Regions from separate parts of the Homo sapiens genome. Here region 2 is linked to region 1. A link is an interaction called in ENCODE POLR2A ChIA-PET data of the cell type or tissue named here. Cell type or tissue: OCI-LY7. All regions are shown on one strand. Each heading gives the region's core, and the rest is flanking DNA. Links, peaks and the distances in the headings are about the cores only. Region 1 overlaps GNG7 (G protein subunit gamma 7). Region 2 overlaps GNG7 (G protein subunit gamma 7).

Region 1 (2,900 bases), core at 319-2,818:
TACTAAAAATATCAAAAATTAGCTGGGCATAGTGGCGTTTGCCTGTAATCCCAGCTACTTGGGAGGCTGAAGCAGGAGAATCGCTTGAACCCAGGAGGTGGAGGTTGCAGTGAGCCAAGATCACGCCATTGCACTCCAGCCTGGGCAACAGAGAGAGACTCTGCCTCAAAAAAATAAAGGAAAAAAAAAAAAAGGACTGCAACAACAACAAAAATATGTCTTATTATTATTGTTATTATTATTATTATGTTGAGACAGAGTCTCAAATATGGAGCCTGTTTCCATATTATTAAAAGTGAGTAAAAAACTGAAAAGAAAGAAGACTTTGCCCACACCTGGTGGCAGGAGAGTCTCAAAGCTCGTTAAGTAACAGATGCACCTGTTCAAGAGAAGGCTGCCTGGGTCATTCTGATTAGGGGCACCCCGTAAGGAACCACATCGAGCTGTGATTATACGCTTGAAATTTTGAGTTTACAACTTCAGTTCATGGGGTGCGTCTGGGTCTCTCTATCCCAGCGCTGCGGACATTTGGGATCTGATTGTCCTCTGGGGTGGGGCCTTCTGGGCACTGCAGGGTGCCGAGCAGCATCCCTGACCTCCACCCACTCCACACCAGGAGCTCCCCGCATTGTGACAACCACAGATGTCTCCGGATATCACCCAGCGTCCTGTAGGGACAGAGATACTCCAGTGTGGAACCCTTGTTATAGACAAAACTGATTTATTTTCTCCTTTAACGACCTCATCTCCCCTTTGATGTGCAGGAAGTGGGGTCATTCAGAATTGAGGATTGCTTTTAAGTCATTTAGTGCTGTCATTCGGAGAGGGGAGAAGTAAGGTCTCACTGCTTTTAGAAAACATTAGAAATGCCTACTTATGGCTGGGTGCGGTGGCTCACGCCTGTAATCTCAGCACTTTGGGAGGCCGAAGTGGGTGGATCACTTGAGGTCAGGAATTCAAGACCATCCTGGCCAACATGGTGAAACCCCATCTGTACTAAAAATACAAAAACTAACTGGGCGTGGTAGCACACGCCTGTAATCCCAGCTACTTGGGGGGCTGAGGCAGGAGAATCACCTGAACCCAGGAGGCAGAGGTTGCAGTGAGCTGAGATTGCACCACTGCACTCCAGCCTGGGCCACAGAGTGAGACTCTGTCTCAAAAAAAAAAAAAAAAAAAGGCTACTCCTTTCTAGGTGGGCCTTTTATGTGGCTTTTGAACACTTAGTACTGATTTAGAAGATGGCCTGAAGTTGTCAGTTGCAAGCATTGGAAGATGACAATGTTTGCAATGTGCTTTCTTGGTTTTAACCTGGAACGTGAAGCTTCCAACGAAGCTCAAATTCTGCAGGTGCGTCTCGATCTTACAGAGGAGCTTTATTTAGAAAACATCCTTTGACCGATACCGTTATTTTCTGTTCTTGTTTCATGCTTCGTAAACCCTGGGGCCCCACTGTTTGAAGGCAAAGAGAACTAAACACAAATTACCCTCACGTGTAGACAATTCAGCTTCGTGTTTACTGAATGGAGGCATTTTTCTTGTTCACCGATAGTAGTGGAAAACACTCCTTTCTTCATTCAAGGTGTTATTCGGATTTTTTCAGTTCCATCTGGAAGCAGCGATGGTCTTTAAAATCGTATCCAGAGTCATTTGTATTTTTGAAGATGCTTCATGGTTTCTTACAGGAAGGTCGTGCCTGGTCTCTATAGGCTTGGGAGCTGGTGCTTTCTTTTTTTCTTTTCTTTCTTTTTTTTTTCTTTTTTGAAACACAGTCTTTCTCTGTCACCAAGGCTGGAGTGCAATGGTGCAATCTTGGCTCACTGCAACCTCCGCCTCCAGGGCTCAAGCAATTCTTCTGCCTCATCCTCTCGAGTAGCTGGGATTATGGGCGTACACCACTGCACCCGGCTAATTTTTATATTTTTAGTAGAGACGGGGTTTCACCATATTGCCCAGGCTGGTCTCAAACTCCTGACCTCAGGTGATCCACCTACCTCGGCCTCCCAAAGTGTTGGGATTACAGGCGTGAGCCACCGCGCCCGGCCTGTCCTTTTTTTTTTGAGACATGGTCTCATTCCGTTGCCCGGGCTGGAGTACAGTGGTGCGATCTCGGCTCACTGCAACCTCTGCCTCCTGGGTTCAAGCCATTCTCCTGCCTCAGCCTCCCGAGTAGCTGGGACTACAGGCACCCACCACCACACCCAGCTAATTTTTGTATTTTTAGTAGAGACGGAGTTTCACCATGTTAGCCAGGCTGGTCTGGAACTCCTGACCTCTGGTGATCCACCTGCCTCGACCTCCCAAAGTGCTGGGATTATAAGCATGAGCCCCCGCACCCGGCCTGTCTTTTGTTTTTGAGATGTGGTCTCGTTCATTGCCCAGGCTGGAGTGCAGTGGCGCCATCTTGTCTCATTGCAACCTCCGCCTCCCGGGTTCAAGCGATTCTCCTGCCCCAGCCTCCCGAGTAGCTTCCATTACAGGCATGTGCCACCACGCCCGGCTAATTTTTGTATTTTTAGTAGAGACGGGCGGGGGGGGGGACGGGGCCCTCACCATGTTGGCCAGGCTGGCCTCGAACTCCTGACCTTAGGTCATCCACCCACCTCAGCCTCCCAAAGTGCTGGGGTGACAGGCGTGAGCCACCGCGCCCGGCCGCTGTGTCCTTTCACGGCTGATTTCTGCAATTCTGCGTCCTTGTTGATGTCGGGCGCCTCTCCCCGCTCGTTGACATTTCTTGACTTCACTTGTCACTGCTTTTTATACATGCACTCTTTGGCCTGGCCTCTGTCTCTTAAGGGTTAGAGAAAAGTGTTCATGGTTTACGTCACCCAGGAGACCCTACCGATGAGTGTGAGAGCTAAGGAGATGGGCTGACCCATCCTCAGTCACACAGCGGCCCC
Region 2 (2,900 bases), core at 161-2,660, 61 kb after region 1:
AGGAAGCAGGGGTGATTCTGACCCAACCCTCCCCTCCCCTCCCCTCCCCAGGGGATGCTGGGAGATGTCTAGGGATGTCTCTGGTTGTCACGACTGGGGGGTGCTCCTGGCATGAGTGGTTGGAGGTCAGGGACACTGCTCAACATGGCCCCATCCAAGAGAATCATCCAGCCCCAATGTCTACAGTGCCCAGGAGGGAGAGACTCTTTCTTTCTCCCTTCCCTTCCCCTCCCCTCCCCCTTCCCTTCTCCTCCCCTCCCTCTTCCCTTCCCCTCCCCTCCCCTTCCATTCCCCTCCCCTCCCCTTCCCCTCCCCTTCCCCTCCCCTTTCCCTCCCCCTCCCCTCCCCCTCCCCTTCCCCTCCTTCCCCTTCCCCTCCCCCTTTCCCTTCCCATCCCCTTCTCTTCCCCTTTTCTTTTCTTTTCTCTTTCTGACAGAGTCTCGCTCTGTCACCCAGGCTGGAGTGCAGTGGCATGATCTCAGCTCACTGCAACCTCTGCCTCCCAGGCTCAAGTAATTCTCTGCCTCGGCCTCCCGAGTAGCTGGGATTACAGGTGCATGCCACCACGCCCGGCTAACTTTTGTATATTTAGTAGAGACAGGGTTTCACCATGTTAGCCAGGCTGGTCTTGAACTCCTGACCTCGTGATCCACCTGCCTCGGCCTCCCAAAGTGCTGGGGTGACAGGCGTGAGCCACCGCACCCGGCCCATTCATTATTTCAAAACTGACTTCAGTCCCTGCTCACACTGGACACCAGAATAAACTCCCGATGGGGCAGATGGTGTAAATCAGGGGGACCCCCAGCTCCTGGGATTCATCTCCTCTCTCCCTCCCAACTCAGGGTGTGGATTTCAATGTGTGCAGCCTCCTGGGACCTCAGCATGGCAGAGGATCATGGGACGCGGAGTCTCTTGGGGGTCCGTGGAATCCCCTAACCCGGGGGGTCTCAACCAGGGGTGATTCTGCCTCCAGGGGACATCTGTAATTGTCATGATGGAGGGATGCTCCTGGCATGGAGTGGATGGAGGCCAGGGACGCTGCTCAGCACCCTATGGTGCCCAGGACGGCCCCACCCCAGAGAATCATCAGGCTCTGATGTCCACACACGCAAGGGGAGGCCCCAGTAGAGGGGACGGAATTAGTGGTGAGCAGGTGTGGTGCCGGCTGACCTTGAAGGGGTTCTCTGTTACAAAGGGTGGCGTGGGATGCGGGCTTTTCCTGATCTTTTAATAATGTTGCTAGTCATTCATTGAGCACCTCCTGTTTGCTGGGCGCTGGGCTGGGCGAGTGCGGCTTTGGCTCCTGCGGGCACAGGGTGGGAAGCTTGGAAACTCACCTCCCTACAAGGACGGACGGGGAGGAGAGCGAGGCTGTGAGGGGTGCAGGCGCCTGCGGGGGTCTCTGACCTCTGGGTGGCAGCCTCTCCAGGAGAGCAGGTGCGCCGCCAAGTGAGGGCCGTGGCTGCCTGTCCTGATGACAAAACCAGCACCGTGATCCCCTGCTCCTATCCTTCTGCAGGCCCCAGGGCAAAACAACAACGACAACAGCAAAGACGGGCCGGGCTCGGGGGCGGGGGGAGCCTGTTCCTGGGGCCTCTGAAGCTCGATTTGCAGAGGGCTGCTGTTACCGCTGGCGGCCACGAGGGGGCAGAGGAGGCCCACGGAGTTTCCTGGCCCCGGGCCTGGAGCCGGCAGGGGGCTGGAGATGCGGGGGGTGCAGGTAGGGACGGGGGTGCAGTGGGTGTGCAGGTGGGTGCAGGTGAGGACAAGTGGAGTTGGAGGTGCAGGTGGGGACAGAGGTGCAGGTGGGGACGGAAGTGCAGGTGGGCGCAGGTGGGCACAAGTGGGGACGGAGGTGCAGATGGGCGCAGGTGTGCGTAGTTGGGTTCAGGTGGGTGCAGGTGGGGATGGAGGTGCAGGCAGTGCATACTGACTGTATCCCAGATGTCTTCAGTCACCCCCGAGCCCCTCTTTAAGCTCTGTCACTACCCCCACTGCAGTTTGCTTGATACCTTCCTGGTTCAACACTGACAGCCCTAAGTCCCAGGCAAACCCAGATGGTTGGCCCCTGCCCTAGGGGCCCCTGTGGGCACACTCAGAGCCTCTCTGCCCAAAACCAGAGGCGGTCCCTGGGTGTTGTGCGTGGCAGGAGGCGGGAGGCACTGGCTCTGCTCCCCAGGAGTGGCCTTAAGGCAGTCAGGGAATGCACCTCACACTCGGGCACAGAGGTGTCTCCAGAGCAGAGCTCGGACCAGAGAATGGAAGGCATAAAGCATCCCTGGAGGGCTGGGTGGCCCTGGGAGAGTGCAGGTCATCCTGCCATGGGAATCAGACCCTGGCTTGTCCCCACCATCAGGCCCTGGGGTGCCTGTCATCCCCCCTCCCAGATGTCATGCTCCTCAGGGTGAGAACTGGCTGTGGACCTGGGGCTGCCACTCCCCAGCTCAGAGAGGGGTCATTGTCCTGGCGGGCAGAGGGCCTGGATCCTCGCCTGTGAGTTAGAGACTCGTGCGCCCCTGAGTGAAGGCAGTAGAGAGCTGGTTCAGTTTGGCCAGAGGAGAATTCCATCCACCCCCTGAGTGGGAGGGAGAGAGGAGGTGAATCCCAGGAGCTGGAGTTACCCTGATTTATGCTGTCTGCCCCTTTGGGAGTTTATTCTGGTGTCCGGTGTGAGCAGAGAGCAGACTCTGTTTTTTTCCAAATAACACAGGGTCTCTCTCCCCCTGGCTCCTGTAGACATTGGGGCCACATTTTTCTCTGGGGTGGGGCTGTCCTGGGCACTGCAGGCTGCTGAGCAGCGTCCCGGGCCTCCACCCACTCCATGCCAGGTGCACCCGCCAGTTGTGACAACCACAAATGTCCCCAAATATCACTCAGTGTCCCTTAGGGGACAGAATCAC

Evidence for each region. ChIA-PET counts read pairs that join two places held together with the same protein. Peaks named below come from ENCODE experiments on the same cell type or tissue, not always from the same donor. Only the 100,000 strongest peaks of a DNase experiment are listed, where the experiment ranks them.
Region 2: POLR2A ChIA-PET joins it to region 1 with 16 read pairs; 9 of 35 experiments call an interaction of 5 or more read pairs at or near these places.

Annotation. Positions count from the first base shown.
Region 1 is chr19:2,697,427-2,700,326 of GRCh38, reverse strand. All of the region lies in intron 1 of GNG7 (G protein subunit gamma 7), which reads left to right. Among named protein-coding and RNA genes, the nearest start is that of GNG7, 3.8 kb to the left of the region's middle. RefSeq lists an enhancer at 1,645-1,764. In OCI-LY7, for the core only: no CTCF peak of the experiment used is centred there; DNase peaks (open chromatin) are centred at 376, 676 and 1,346; H3K4me3 peaks cover 1,648 bases; H3K27ac peaks cover 2,280 bases.
Region 2 is chr19:2,635,891-2,638,790 of GRCh38, reverse strand. The region is part of intron 2 of GNG7 (G protein subunit gamma 7); the gene reads left to right. Among named protein-coding and RNA genes, the nearest start is that of MIR7850, 6.6 kb to the right of the region's middle. In OCI-LY7, for the core only: CTCF peaks have their summits at 1,440 (motif pointing right) and 1,642 (motif pointing right); a DNase peak (open chromatin) is centred at 1,670; H3K27ac peaks cover 759 bases.